2 separate regions of the Homo sapiens genome follow, and region 1 is linked to region 2. A link is a contact called in ENCODE Hi-C or POLR2A ChIA-PET data. All regions are on one chromosome and are shown on one strand. The core of a region is the stretch at or near the end of the contact, and the rest is flanking DNA. Distances in the headings are between cores, read along the strand shown. Region 1 has its middle 43 kb from the start of GAB1. Region 2 has its middle 67 kb from the start of USP38.

Evidence for each region. Hi-C counts contacts between places; a loop is a spot of excess contacts on that map. ChIA-PET counts read pairs that join two places held with the same protein, here RNA polymerase II (POLR2A). Pooled maps may share reads with other maps.
Region 1: a loop to region 2 is called in a map of esophagus muscularis mucosa, with 2.0 times the contacts of the local background. The contact joins two enhancer-like sites. A Hi-C loop is called at or near these places in 3 of 168 maps with a recorded cell type or tissue (endothelial cell of hepatic sinusoid, esophagus muscularis mucosa and sigmoid colon), 1 of 37 single-sample maps with no recorded cell type and 3 of 50 pooled maps. POLR2A ChIA-PET finds 5 or more read pairs at or near these places in 5 of 52 experiments (A673, AG04449, MCF 10A and 2 more).

The regions. Positions count from the first base shown.
Region 1 is chr4:143,291,121-143,297,351 of GRCh38, reverse strand. No RefSeq gene overlaps it. Among named protein-coding and RNA genes, the nearest start is that of GAB1, 43 kb to the left of the region's middle. Within about 2 kb of position 2,836, at least 7 of the 41 ENCODE cell types and tissues checked have a DNase peak (open chromatin) inside an H3K27ac peak, as active enhancers do.
Region 2 is chr4:143,248,980-143,255,317 of GRCh38, reverse strand. No RefSeq gene overlaps it. Among named protein-coding and RNA genes, the nearest start is that of USP38, 67 kb to the right of the region's middle. RefSeq lists an enhancer at 6,336-6,338. Within about 2 kb of position 1,982, at least 2 of the 41 ENCODE cell types and tissues checked have a DNase peak (open chromatin) inside an H3K27ac peak, as active enhancers do.

The sequences.
Region 1 (6,231 bases), core at 1,587-4,086, 41 kb before region 2:
GGGCCTGGGAGGAATAGTCTGTAATTATGCCATCACTGACATAAACTGTCCCCTATAGTAGATGTCCTAAGAGTGGTGACTGGGAAAAACAGAGATCTATATTAGGTGATAAAGAACAGATGGCAGGGTTTCGAAGCCCTGACCTACTTTTTTCTTCTTTCCACTATTCATATTTCCTCCTCCTTCTATTTTCAAACATTGTAGAAAAGGTGAATTTTTAAGCAAGGAGTGTTTGCCTAAGACCATTAAGGCAAGCTTGACCTTCTGCACCAGTAAGGGGGTCTCCATCCATCCTTCTTTAGAAAACATAGCATTGAATTTTTAAATATGCAGGCAATTTTTTTCTTAATAATAGTCCAAAGATATTTTATGTAACTTTTGCTTTGAAAGCAAATATGTAGTTTAATATTTTAGTTTCTTAAAATTGCTATGCTATACGTATTCTGATGCTAAACAAGACAGGACTTACCAGCTATTCAACAATCCTAGGCAAGTGGCATGTCTGAACAAAGAATATTTTGACTACTATACATTAAAAAAATTAGTTTCTTTTCTTTCTTTCTTTTTTTTTTTTAGACAGGTGCTTGCTCCAGCAGAGTCATTGCTGCTGGAGTGCAGTGGTGTGATCACAGATCATTGCAGCCTCGAACTCCTGGGCTCAAGTGATCCTTCCACTTCAGCCTAAGTAGCTAGGACTACAGGCACATAGCACCACACTCAGCTAATTAAAAAAAAAAACTTTTTTTTTGTAGAGATGGGGTGTTGCTATCTTGCCCAGGCTCGTCTTGAATTCCTGTGCTCAAGACACCCTCCTGCCTTGGCCTTGCAAAGTGCCGAGATTACAGGCGTGAGCCACCACACTTGGCCTAAGTTTTCTGATATGTAATACTTAATGACATATTTTCGGGGAAACTACACATTTCAATTCTTCTAAAATTTGGGCAAATCACATAGGTCTTTGAACTCTGATAGGTTTTCTTGGTGCTATTTTAGTCCTAGGTAGAAGATTATTCATGGAAATATTAAATCTTTTTATTTAGAAGAAACTGCAGCAGCAAAAAGGTTAATCAAATCAAAACCTGGTAATGTTAGATCACACTTCGGCAAACTTTCACTTTTTCTTTCTATTTTTTTTTTTTTTTTGAAGACAGAATCTCACTCTGTCACCCAGGCTGGAGTGCAATGGCACGATCTCGGCTCACTACAATCTCTGCCTCCTGGGTTCAAGTGATTCTTCTGTCTCAGCCTCCCGAGGAGATGGGACTACAGGCGCGCACCACCACGCCCGGCTAATTTTTTGTATTTTAGTAGAGACGAGGTTTCATCATGTTGCCCAGGCTGGTCTCGAACTCCTGAGCTCAGGCAATCTGCCTGCCTCAGCCTCCCAAAGTGCTAGGATTTCAGGCATGAGCCATCACGCCCGGCCTTGGCAAACTTTCATATGGGGGACACCAAGTCCATGACTGCTCCCTGACTGATTGAGAGATAAGAGTGAAACATGATAAAATCAGAAAGAAATACATCTAGAAAAACCTTCCAGTTCATGACAATTTTCAGTGTTCAAAATTCATTAAGAACTCTTCCTTTAAAATACAGATATCTCTGAATAGTTGAATCCATTTGTCATTCAAGTGGTGCAAATTATTTTACTCAGATAGCATTTTACACTCATTTCACAAATTGAGCCCAGGTATATGGAAGCATTGGAAGTACTGAAAAGAGGTTGGTGGTGAGCGTGGAAGGGTTAATTTTTAAGCAAGAGGTGTTTAAGACTAGTAGGAGGTGGGTTTCTTCTTGTACAAAGGATCTCTCCTCTGTACACTGGCACAATTACATGGTCTTTATGACATTGGATGGGAGACCACATCAGGATTCTGGAAAACTCCAGGAGTGAGAGGGGAGCTCTGATGAGGGGCTAATGTAGGCCCTGGGTGGTAGAGGAGTAGTAGAGGTACAGGAGAGGGAGGCTGGGATATAGAAAGGTTGTAAACCAACATCACCTTTTTCACAATGTTGCAATGTTGCCCAAGAACCCGGTGGTGGGAATCACTCCTTGATATTGAGAAAAACCTGCAAAGTACTTATTTCCCACTTCGTGTCTGAATGGCTTAAAATAATATAATAGTGTTGAGCTGTTTTGAACTTTCCCCTTTTCTATAGTTAATTGGAGGAATCCGGTGGAGAAGATGGTTTCTTTGCTATAAAATAGGCTCTTGTCCCTATCCTGATTCTGTCACTAATGTGTTATGTGATGTGAGGCAGATGACTTAGCCTTCTTGCTCACCCTTTTTTCCCCTGGTATTATAGAAAAGGCAATAATCTCTGTCTTGCAGTGTTAATGCAAGAACTAAATAACATATGTTTTAAAAGCTCAGCAGGATACTTTCAGTAAATATTATATTTCTTTCTCATAATGCTTAATTCCATTCATTCCATTTTGAAATTCTGGAAGGACAAGCTCACAGTGCAGAGCAGGGCATCGGGGTCATTCTTTAAATTTTTTTTTTCTTTTTTTTTTTTTTGTAGAGACAGGGTGTTACTATGTTGCCTAGGATGGTCTCAAACTCCCAGCCTCAAACAATCCTTCTGAAGTGCTGGGATTATAGGTGTGAGCCACCGCACCTGACTGAGGCCATTCTTGACAGGGTCCTCCAGGTCTCCTCAGCTGTAGCCCATTTCTCCAGGGCTCTGAAGCCAATTCATTATCTCAGGGGACCTGGGAGCAAAAGAAGAAATGGACTTTGGTTTACTGCCAACTAGAGCAGAGCCTTTCCAGAGCTCTCCCAAGCCCAAGGCGTTTCCCTGGAACTGGACCAGCCGTGGATGGAACAGGCCTGGTTTCCCTGTGTTTGGCTTGCCTTGGAATTTCCAAAGAACCCTGCCAGGATCCTGCCAGACGTGAGATGCTGTTCTCTTTTTCCTCAAAGCTGTTTATGTTAATTAATCAAGACATTTTGGAGCAGAAATCCTTCATGTAGAGGACATTTCCCACAAACATTCCACCCTGCAACACATCTTCCAAGCTAAAAATATTTTATGTGTTCTAGCCCCTAAAATTTTATAAATGACCATTCAAGATGGAAGCAGTGATGATTTGTACATATTCCTTAACTGAATGCCATTTGAAATGAAAAAAATCAATAGTAATCCCAGCAACTATCTAATGCATTATAAAATTAACTCTAGCCTCTCTAATTTGCATGGTTAAAAGCATTTTAAGTGGCCGGGCGTGGTGGCTCACGCCTGTAATCACAGCACTTTGGGAGGCCGAGGCGGGCAGGTCACTTGAGGTCAGGAGTTTGAGACCACCCTGACCAACATGGCACAACCCCATCTCTACTAAAAATAGAAAAATTAGCCAGGCGTGGTGGTGCGCGCCTGTAATCCCACCTACTCAGGAGGCTGAGATAGGAGAACCAGGAAGGCAAAAGTTGCAGTGAGATGAGATTGTGCCACTGCATTCCAGCATGGGCAACAGAGTGAGACTCTGTCTCAAAAAAAAAAAAAAAAAAAGCACTTTAAGAAACCATAAGTCTTAAAGAGAAAGATAATTGGGAGGTTATTATGTGTTGATCACTTCTGTGGATGTTTCTCTAGGATGGCCAAATAAAATGTCTGTAGTGATATTTTTATTGGAAGTGCCAATTTCTTTATTTTATGGTAAATATTTTTGCAAAGAGTTGTTCATCTGGCAAAGCGCGTGACTATAAACCTTGTTAATTGCACATCTAAGCTTAACCTTATTCTTCCACAAAAGCAATGATCAATAACTTGGTCATCATGATAGGAAGTGGAGTTTCTGGGGGAGGAGCAAGGGGGTTAACATTTTTTTCTACCCTTTGGAGGGAAGTGGGACTTATTTTGCTCTTCAGACTGTCTTTTCAATTTTGTTTTTCTTTTTTTCCCTGTGTATCTGGTGCAATGAGAGATGGGCCTGAGGTAGCCTGTCAGTTGAAAGGTGGCCCTGGGCCTTTGGAAGTCCTAGGAGGATTCAGGTAGGGCTCTGGGGAAAGGAAGGGTTGGCCAGCTGTTCTTGCCCTTGTGTAGAAGTGCATTTTCTTGGAACTTGCCTTGCCTCCTCCTGCTTCTGTAGCTGTAGGATCCTGGGGACAAGTCTTGAGTGTAGGTCTATAACAGTCATTTTCAATGTGTGGTCCACAGACTGGTGGCATCAACATCATCAGATAATTTATGAGAAATGTAAACAATTCTCAGGTCCCACTCTAGACAAACTGAATCAAAATCTCAGTGGGTGGGGCCCAGCAGTCCAACTTTTAACACGTCCTCAAGGTGACTAATGCAGAGCCACTGGCCTACAAAACTTCACCTGCTTCTAGGCTAAGTCTTAACTAGGTTAGTGGGGTTGTGTTTATGCAGCTCAACAGAGGAGGAAAGATTTGGGGTCAGAACCTCAGCTGATAATAAAGTATGTGAGCATGGGATCACTCTATGTATATGCCTTTTTGGGACCTGTAGCAAACATGTTTGGCTGAAGAATCAGGATTTTGACTCCATTTGTTTCTTGAAGACACAGTGTAGATACTAGCCATGTCTTCTGAACAGATTTGTATATTAGCAGCTGGGCCCTCTGAGCTCTAATACTACATTAACCATTGCCTTGCTAAAAGATGTTATACAAGCCATTTTCTATGCATCAGATGGGGAGTGTTTCTAGCCAGGGCAAGCCGTGGTGCTACAGTTGGGTTTGCTGTTGAGGCTGAGGCCATTTTCTACTTCTCCTGGGTGTCCAATGCCCTCCTTTTTTTACCAGTAAACTGAGACCTCTCTTGAGTGTTTCTCAGGACTTTGTCACCAACTTAGTTGGTTATTATGCTATCCATTCTAGCTTGTTCTTGCATTTAACTGGGTTTTCTCATTGGCTGACTGAAAGTGTGAAATTTTAGGCACTAAATCCAGTGGTGACAATTTCTGGGCACTGGCTCTATTCAGATTTCTCAGTCTTGTGTCTTTCCATTATCTAAGAATTATGAGGGACTGAGAAGTAATTATGTGATGAGCGACACATACAAACATTTCTTAGTTATAGACGTTAGTGCAGTTAGGAAGGCTGCAGGCTTATAAGTGAGAAACACCCAGGTTTGAATCTAGGTTCTAGCACTTATTAGGCCAATGGCCTTGAGCAAGTTGCTTAGTTTTAGTTTTCTCAACTTAATATAGAAATGTTAATTTCTACTTTCTAAATTAGAGCTAACATACTCAATGTTTAGTGGCAACTTTTACTGTTGGTATTAATAAAGTGATAGATCCAAGCTTATCTGAAGATAAGAAGTCTTTTTTATTTGACTTGGAATGAATCATATGTCTTTTTATTGTTATTATTTTTAGAGACAGAGTCTCACTATATTGCTCAGACTAGAACTCCTGGGCTCGAGTCATCCTCCTGCCTCAAACTTCCGAGTAGCTGGGACTACAGATGTGCACCACTGTGCTTAGCTCTTGAATCATGTATCTTGATATTGTTTTCCCCGTTTGATTTTGTCTTTGCAATGCAATGTTGTTTAGGCTAATATTAATATTATTCTTTAGCCATTGAGCACATACCATTGACAGGGGCCTGAAAGTTACTGGGTATAAGGAAAAGGCCAGGACAAGATGTAACATTCACTATAGGTAGCTGACAAAGTGTAAGGCTGGATAATTAAGCCCCAAATTTTTAACTGTTCTTAATCATGCTTTTAAAGAGAAGGAGTGTCTTCCCTTCATTTCATTCTGCTGTTTGCTTTATTGGGAGGGGAGTGCCTTACAAAAGGTAAGTGAGGTTGAAGAGCCTCTCTTCCAACACCTACTAGCTGTAAGGCCTGAGGCAAATTGCTTAACCTCTGACACTCATTTTCATCAGCTATAAAAATAGACTAATACCTAGCTTTCAGCAGTGTTGTAAGGTTAGAGACTCAGGTAACCCCAATTATCTGCCTTAATGGAGGAGAGCAAGAGATAATCCACAATGAATAGATTTTTCTTTGACATTGGAGGCTCTATTATTCCTTTTTCCCTGCAGATTTATCTTCCTACTACTTTGTGTAGGCCAAGATGAAAATTCCTTTAACTTGTGGAATTATTCTCTTGTATTGTTGAAATAACACTTATGTGCCAGAACTTTGCCAAGGAGATGTGCAAGCCTTTTGCAGATAATCAGGAGTTGACTGTGAAAGGTTGATCCATTCAAAGGTCATAGGCTACTGGAAATACCTCCAGTGCTAGTTTATGTAC
Region 2 (6,338 bases), core at 733-3,232:
AATTAAAGTTCTCTTTCTCCTTTCTCTCTGTCTCTCATTCATTCTCTCTCTCTCTCATTCCCTCTCTCTCTCTCTCTGTCCTTTCTACATCCTTGCCCTATAAAGCAGGATTCTAGTGCTTTGGCTAGTTCTCAATGTATTTTTGCTCTTCAAGTACTTATTTTCACTCACCTTTAGCAAGGGAACTCAGTGAAGAAGCAGCATCTTAAAAATCTTAATGCATTTTCTCACCCTTTCTCTCCTTGCACAACCACATGTTGCTTTTGGCTAAGCCCTCTGGTACAGTTACTGTTATATGTGCTGCAGAGAAGAGGGTGTGGATTCTTGGGCTGGCCCCGGGTCATCTTCCTAGGTGGCTTTTTGGAGCCTGAATTTCCCTTGCACTTACAGGAGAAAAACTCCCTAAGGACTGGAGAGAAAAAGATAAAAGAGTATTTTTCTTAGAGATCAAAATAAGAACCTGATACTTGTTCTTGGTTTTCAGCACTCCCTAGCCCAAGGAAATCAGTGAGAAGAGAGAGGGCAGGGTTACAGGACCATAATCCTGTTCCTAGAGGCATTCCCTCCAGAGCAGAACACTGCTCAAAGCCTGGGTGGCCAGGGAAGCTCCCTTGTGGAGAGAGGAACGGAGGGCAAGGGAGTGGCCAGGGCGTGCGAGGAGGTGAGGTGGTTTATGCTTACCCTTCCTTGCACCGCCAGGGGGACTCAACTGGGAGCCTCAAGTTGGGAGGGCTGATGGAAACTATTCTTTTGTTTTATTTTAAATGAGAGGAATATGACCCCAGTATATTGTTCTACTCTCTATCTTCTCCTTAGTCCTACTTCTAGAGTATGCCATTTTCCCCCAACAGATCTCACTCACCAAAAAGAGAATTTAAAGTGAAGGGCTATTGAGTGGATGCAAGAAAACATGCAAAGGAGTCGAGAGAGACTCATGTTCCCCGTTCTGTTAAATTCTAGTGGAGGCTTATCACATGCTATTTCCATTGTCCTGATGGCCCACTGCTGTCTGTTCTGCTCAGAGAACCTACTAAATTTTAATCTACCCCTGCATACCTTCCCTGAAAATATCCACCCTTTCCTCCCCAGGTTGTCGTGTCCTCCCAGAGCATCAGGCAACACACTCTGGTGGAAATAAACTTAACTGAAATACAGTTTCCCAAGAAGTCCGCAGGCAAACTGCTTACAAGGTTTTGTCCGTTCTGGCCAACAAAACAGTAGTCAGTAGGTTCTACTCAGTGCATATATCTTCTATGATGATAGTAGAGGGGTTCTTGAATATGAGAGTACTCATTTATTTATTTTTGAGATGGAGTTTCGCTCTTGTTGCCCAGGCTGGAGTGCAATGGTGTAATCTTGGCTCACCGCAACCTCCGCCTCCCAGGTTCAAGAGATTCTACTGCCTCAGCCTCCCGAGTAGCTGGGATTACAGGCACGCACCACCACGCCCAGCTAATTTTTGTATTTTTAGTAGAGATGGGGTTTCACCATCTTGGCCAGGCTAGTCTTGAACTCCTGACATCAGGTGATCTGCCCGCCTCGGCCTCCCAAAGTGCTGGGATTATAGGCATGAGCTGCCACGCCCAGCCAAATATGAGAGTTTTAGGAAGACAACAACAAAACTTCCATAGGAGAGTGACTGAGTCCATATGATGGATGAAAACCATTTACATTTGATGATAGACTTAACCTCAATCGTTGTGCTGGATTTCTGTTGGAATGTTAGCAACAGTCCTAACTCCCATCTATTTTCTCCCTTATCATGTAGGATCTGGAAGCCTGGAAATTATATTTTCTAAACTGCTTTGTCACCAGATTTCTAATTCAGGTTCCATGTATGGAGGTCACTCCTTGAGATTTAGAGTAGAACCGAAGGCAAAAAGGAGAAGCCATCATTGACTCAGCAGCTGTGGGCAAGCAGATAAACAAACCTTGGCAAAGAGCAGACATGAGGCTTTGCCCGAAGCTTTTAGGTATTCTTCTGGAAATCACCCACTTTGGTACTGCAGGAAGTTGAGATCATTAGCAGAGGTTTCTTCTGATCTCTGAATTTCCTGATGTCCTGAAAACTATGAGGAGCTTCCCTGACTTTTCTTCTCCTAGTCCTGACAGTGGTTTTGTGTAAGGGCTCTAATTCTCTGTATTAAATCCTTTCCTTCTTGAAATACCTAGAGTGATTTCTGTTTTCTTGACCAAATCCTAACTGGTACACTCTAACCAAGTAGAAAAAATATTAAAACTTGAAGAGTAGGTTTTTGATGTGAGCTTCTGATTACTACCTACCAAGGCCCAGATGGTTAAAACAAGGGTCATTTTTTTTCTTTGTGGTATCCAAAAATCTGCTCATCTTCTTTTGTGTATGTCATTTATCTTTTGTCTCATACCTGTGATTTGCATCTTATATCAGAGCTCATACCCTTACAGGTTACAATGATTTGCACGTAGTAGGTCCAGAATACTTGTTATTTTTTCCAAAAACATGAACTATACTATGCCCTTGCTTTAAATATATTTTAGATGAAATATTTGGTAGCTGAATAGCAAACAAAGGAGGCTACTTACTACATTTTCAAAACATTTTACAAAATGTCCGATGCTTACATGTTCCAAGAAATAGTTCATCCTTCAGTGTGAATAATGTTGAATCATTGCTTATTCATTCATCACACATTCATCTAGTAAATATTTATTGATCACCTACTATGTTCAGGTACCATTATAAGCACTTAGGACATATCAATGAACAAAACAGGCAGAAATCCCTGCCCTATTCACCGCACTGCCTTGATTTGATCTTGAAACCTGAGACTGGATGCTGTTTCCCTTGTTCCTTTGTGTTATGTGCCTCATTGTCACTAAGGCAATTATTCTTAGTGGGATAATAAGTGTCCTGATGGCAGATCCAAATGGAAAACCGATTCTTCTTTTTCAGGAAGAAGCATAGATTCCAAGGCCCTGTCTGTGAACCTTGTTTTCCTGGATGCTTATTATAAGGATGACACTGTCTGTCTTCCTTGCCGCCTAATATCACATACATATATAGATAGCATGTCTGCCTGCATGAAAATGCCAAATCCCTCCTCTTTATTTGTAACAGTAGCAGTTACACAGTTTCTCCCGAAGTCTTGGCAAGTTGTAGTTCTGCTGGGATGGATAACATTTACCGGCACTCTCATTTAAGTTTCTTCTTGTCTACAGTTTATAATATTGCTTTTATTATTTACATTTAGAAATAAAATAGTCTGAAGTGTTTTCTTATACTATATATTGTTCTTGGCATATTTCCATGAAGAAGTTCTTGTTACCTTTGCTCATATGGCACCTCTGAATGATTTCTGGAATGAGACTGACTCATTGCTTATGACTAAGTTTAGTACATTTCCTTGAAAAAGATAATCCTACAGTTAATCCTAATACATTGTAAATATTCCATAATATTCATTTATATAGTTGTGGGTAAATGATGGAAATGTATTTCCCTCATGTATATATTTTGTCCTTCTTAGTAAAAGAAACACATGGAAAGGATAATTCACTGAGCAATCATTTAGGATAATTTTTTTGTGTGTGTGCACAAATAAAAGAGGCTGAAGCAGTGGCTGTGCTACTGATGGTCCTGAAGAACGGCCAGAAGGAAACCAGGGACCATTAGTGTTTCTGGTTGATGAAGAGTCTAAGGGCACTAAAATAGTGTCTTGGCCTTTATTTCCTTATTCAGGCCTTATTATTTCCTGCCTTACACTCAAGGAGAAGGGCAGGGCTGGGTGTGGGTGTGGGAAGATCTGCTGATCTGGGCCAGAAAAGCAATGAGAACCCAGGCAATGGCACTGTTCATATCCAGCCAAGAAGACATTGGTGCAGCTGGGATTTGGCTCTATTCAAAGGGCCTGTGACTAAAGTATAACATAGGACAACTGCATTCATTCAAAAGTTTTAGGCTAACCTGCATAGCATGGATTTTTTTTTTTCAGAAGATGGAAAAAGCTATGCTTTTAGATTCTTATTCTCTACATCCAAGCATGTAGAAAGGAAACAGTAAGTCAGGCCAAACATATTTTACAGTTTGTATCCTGTTGGCTGTCTGCATACAAAAAGCAGACTGAGCTAGGTAGGAGAAAGGTTAAAACAATTGTAAAGGGAATTGTAAGAAAAAAGGTGAGCAAGGTAGTACAAAGAACTTTTAAATCAATTATCAAAAGAAAAGAAAAGAAACACAGGGAAAGAAAAGACCAGGAGGCTACTTTTAAATAATGCCTTGAAGTGTCTGAAATCAGCAAAAACAAAACAAAATGAAACAAAAAACCCTAGAAAATTCAAAGCTAATTTTGGTGTCTTTTCCACCCAAGCCTATTTAAAGTGTTCCAAGCCTGTGGCACAGCTGGGGAGAAGCAGAAAGATGATGCTTAATGCTTGCCCCCAACTTCATGTCTATTTCCACTTTAATCCAGTCTGTTAACATTCTGCATGGTGTTTATTTTAATAGAGAAAGGTACGTAAACACACTGAATGTAGGAAGGCATAGCTGGAGATGTTCCAGCTTTGAAGATGTGGTAGGTAACATGGCATCAGAGTACCCCTGGCTAGCACATTCCAGCGCCGTCAGCTAACCAAAGCTTGGTACTGGAAAGAGACCCTACAGTAAATATTTTTTTTTCTGTTAATGGGCACAATTGCTGAAATTTCACACAACACTTCAATCTTGCATGGCAGTGCAATTTCCGTACCACATTCAATAGCTGACCTTTTAAAATACACATTTGCAGAGTTAAATTTGCTTTAGCAAGTTTTTAAAAGTCCAACAAATGGGTGGAAACATGGTTTGGCTTGGTTTGGGCTGTGAATTGCTTCCCTTTTCCACTTTGTTTTTCCCACATGTTCCTGTCCTAGTTTAGGAAATGTGTTGAGGGCAGGGAAACAGGTGGGGTTTGGAGGCAGGAATAGGGAAGAGGGATTTATCTATATTATCTGGAATGTCTTAGGATGAAATCTGCTTGGGGAGTAGCCACAGCATTTCACATTCCAGTTGACATGTATTTACTGTAATATCTGTATTCAATTATCTTCTTTATTTCTACCACACTTATTTCTACCAAGAAAGATTTGAGGAGATTGTAATTAAAACCGTATACAATGAATAGGATAATAAAATTAATAGGTAAAATTGAAAGCCATATACTGCAAGCAAAGAAAATACACCATTAATTATATTCAGATCTTTATAGTAACCAAAACAAACAAAGAAATCTAAACATGTATTTATTGAGTTCTCACAGTTGTATCCAGCTCTGTGTTATAGCACAGAAAAGCATGCAATTTAATGCATAATAATATCTAATTGTAGCATCTTTGGTGTTGTTGGGGCTCAGAACACAATCCCCAAATTATGGCGCTTTGGCATGCTGAGTACTTTTAACCAAAGGAGGTTGGAAGGCCTTAGAAGCAACTTTAGAACCAAGGTCTTTCTGACTTTCCCATCCTCCTGTTTTCCATCCTTCTTTCTCCCTTGAAGCAAGTGATGGAAACCAGAATTTATCTTCCTTAAGGTGGATCATAGAAACTAGAACCATTCTCCCCAAAGCAAGCCATAAAACCCAGGACTATTATTCTAATCTCCCCCTGTCTTTCTGTGTAGGAGCTGGCCATAAAGAAATTCCCTGGCCTGCTTTATCTTACTGTAGGTCATAAGACCCTTGTTCCAGAGGGATCCTGCCCCATACCTGGGAGGAAGGAATGCTACACAGAGAGGCCAAGAAGCATCTGAATAAACAGGCCTTGCTGGGTCTCCCCTTCGGTCTCTTACCATTAGATCCTACCTTTTTGTCCAATCATATTTCTTCATGGCTGTCCATTTTTCATTGTACCTAAGCATAAAGATAGTCTTCCCTGGGTCTTCATTTCTGACTCTGATGTCACATAAAACTTTGAAATAAATTTGTTATGCTTTTTTCTTGCTAACCTGTCTTTTGTTAGAGGAGTGTTGGTTGTGGCCCTTATGATGGATGAGAAGACAATTTACTGTGGAGAAAATTTGGTGAAAATTAGCTTTATTCTGACTATAGTCAGCTATGGTATTTAAAATATACATTAAGGAAAAGTCATGTCTAAGGACTTATAGACTATTTGTGAACACATCTGGGGACAGGTGTGTCACCATATGTGATTGAGGAGGCTGGCTCCAGGTCAAAATCCTACCAGTGATCTTTCTGTCCCGACCACAGGCGATTACAAAGGCTTTATCTGGCAGGCCTCATGGGGGAAGCTGTCCTTCCCACACCACAATTGGTGCATGGTCTGGAGGGAGTTGCAATCAAGGACACAGTGCCTCCCAGACTGGCCAT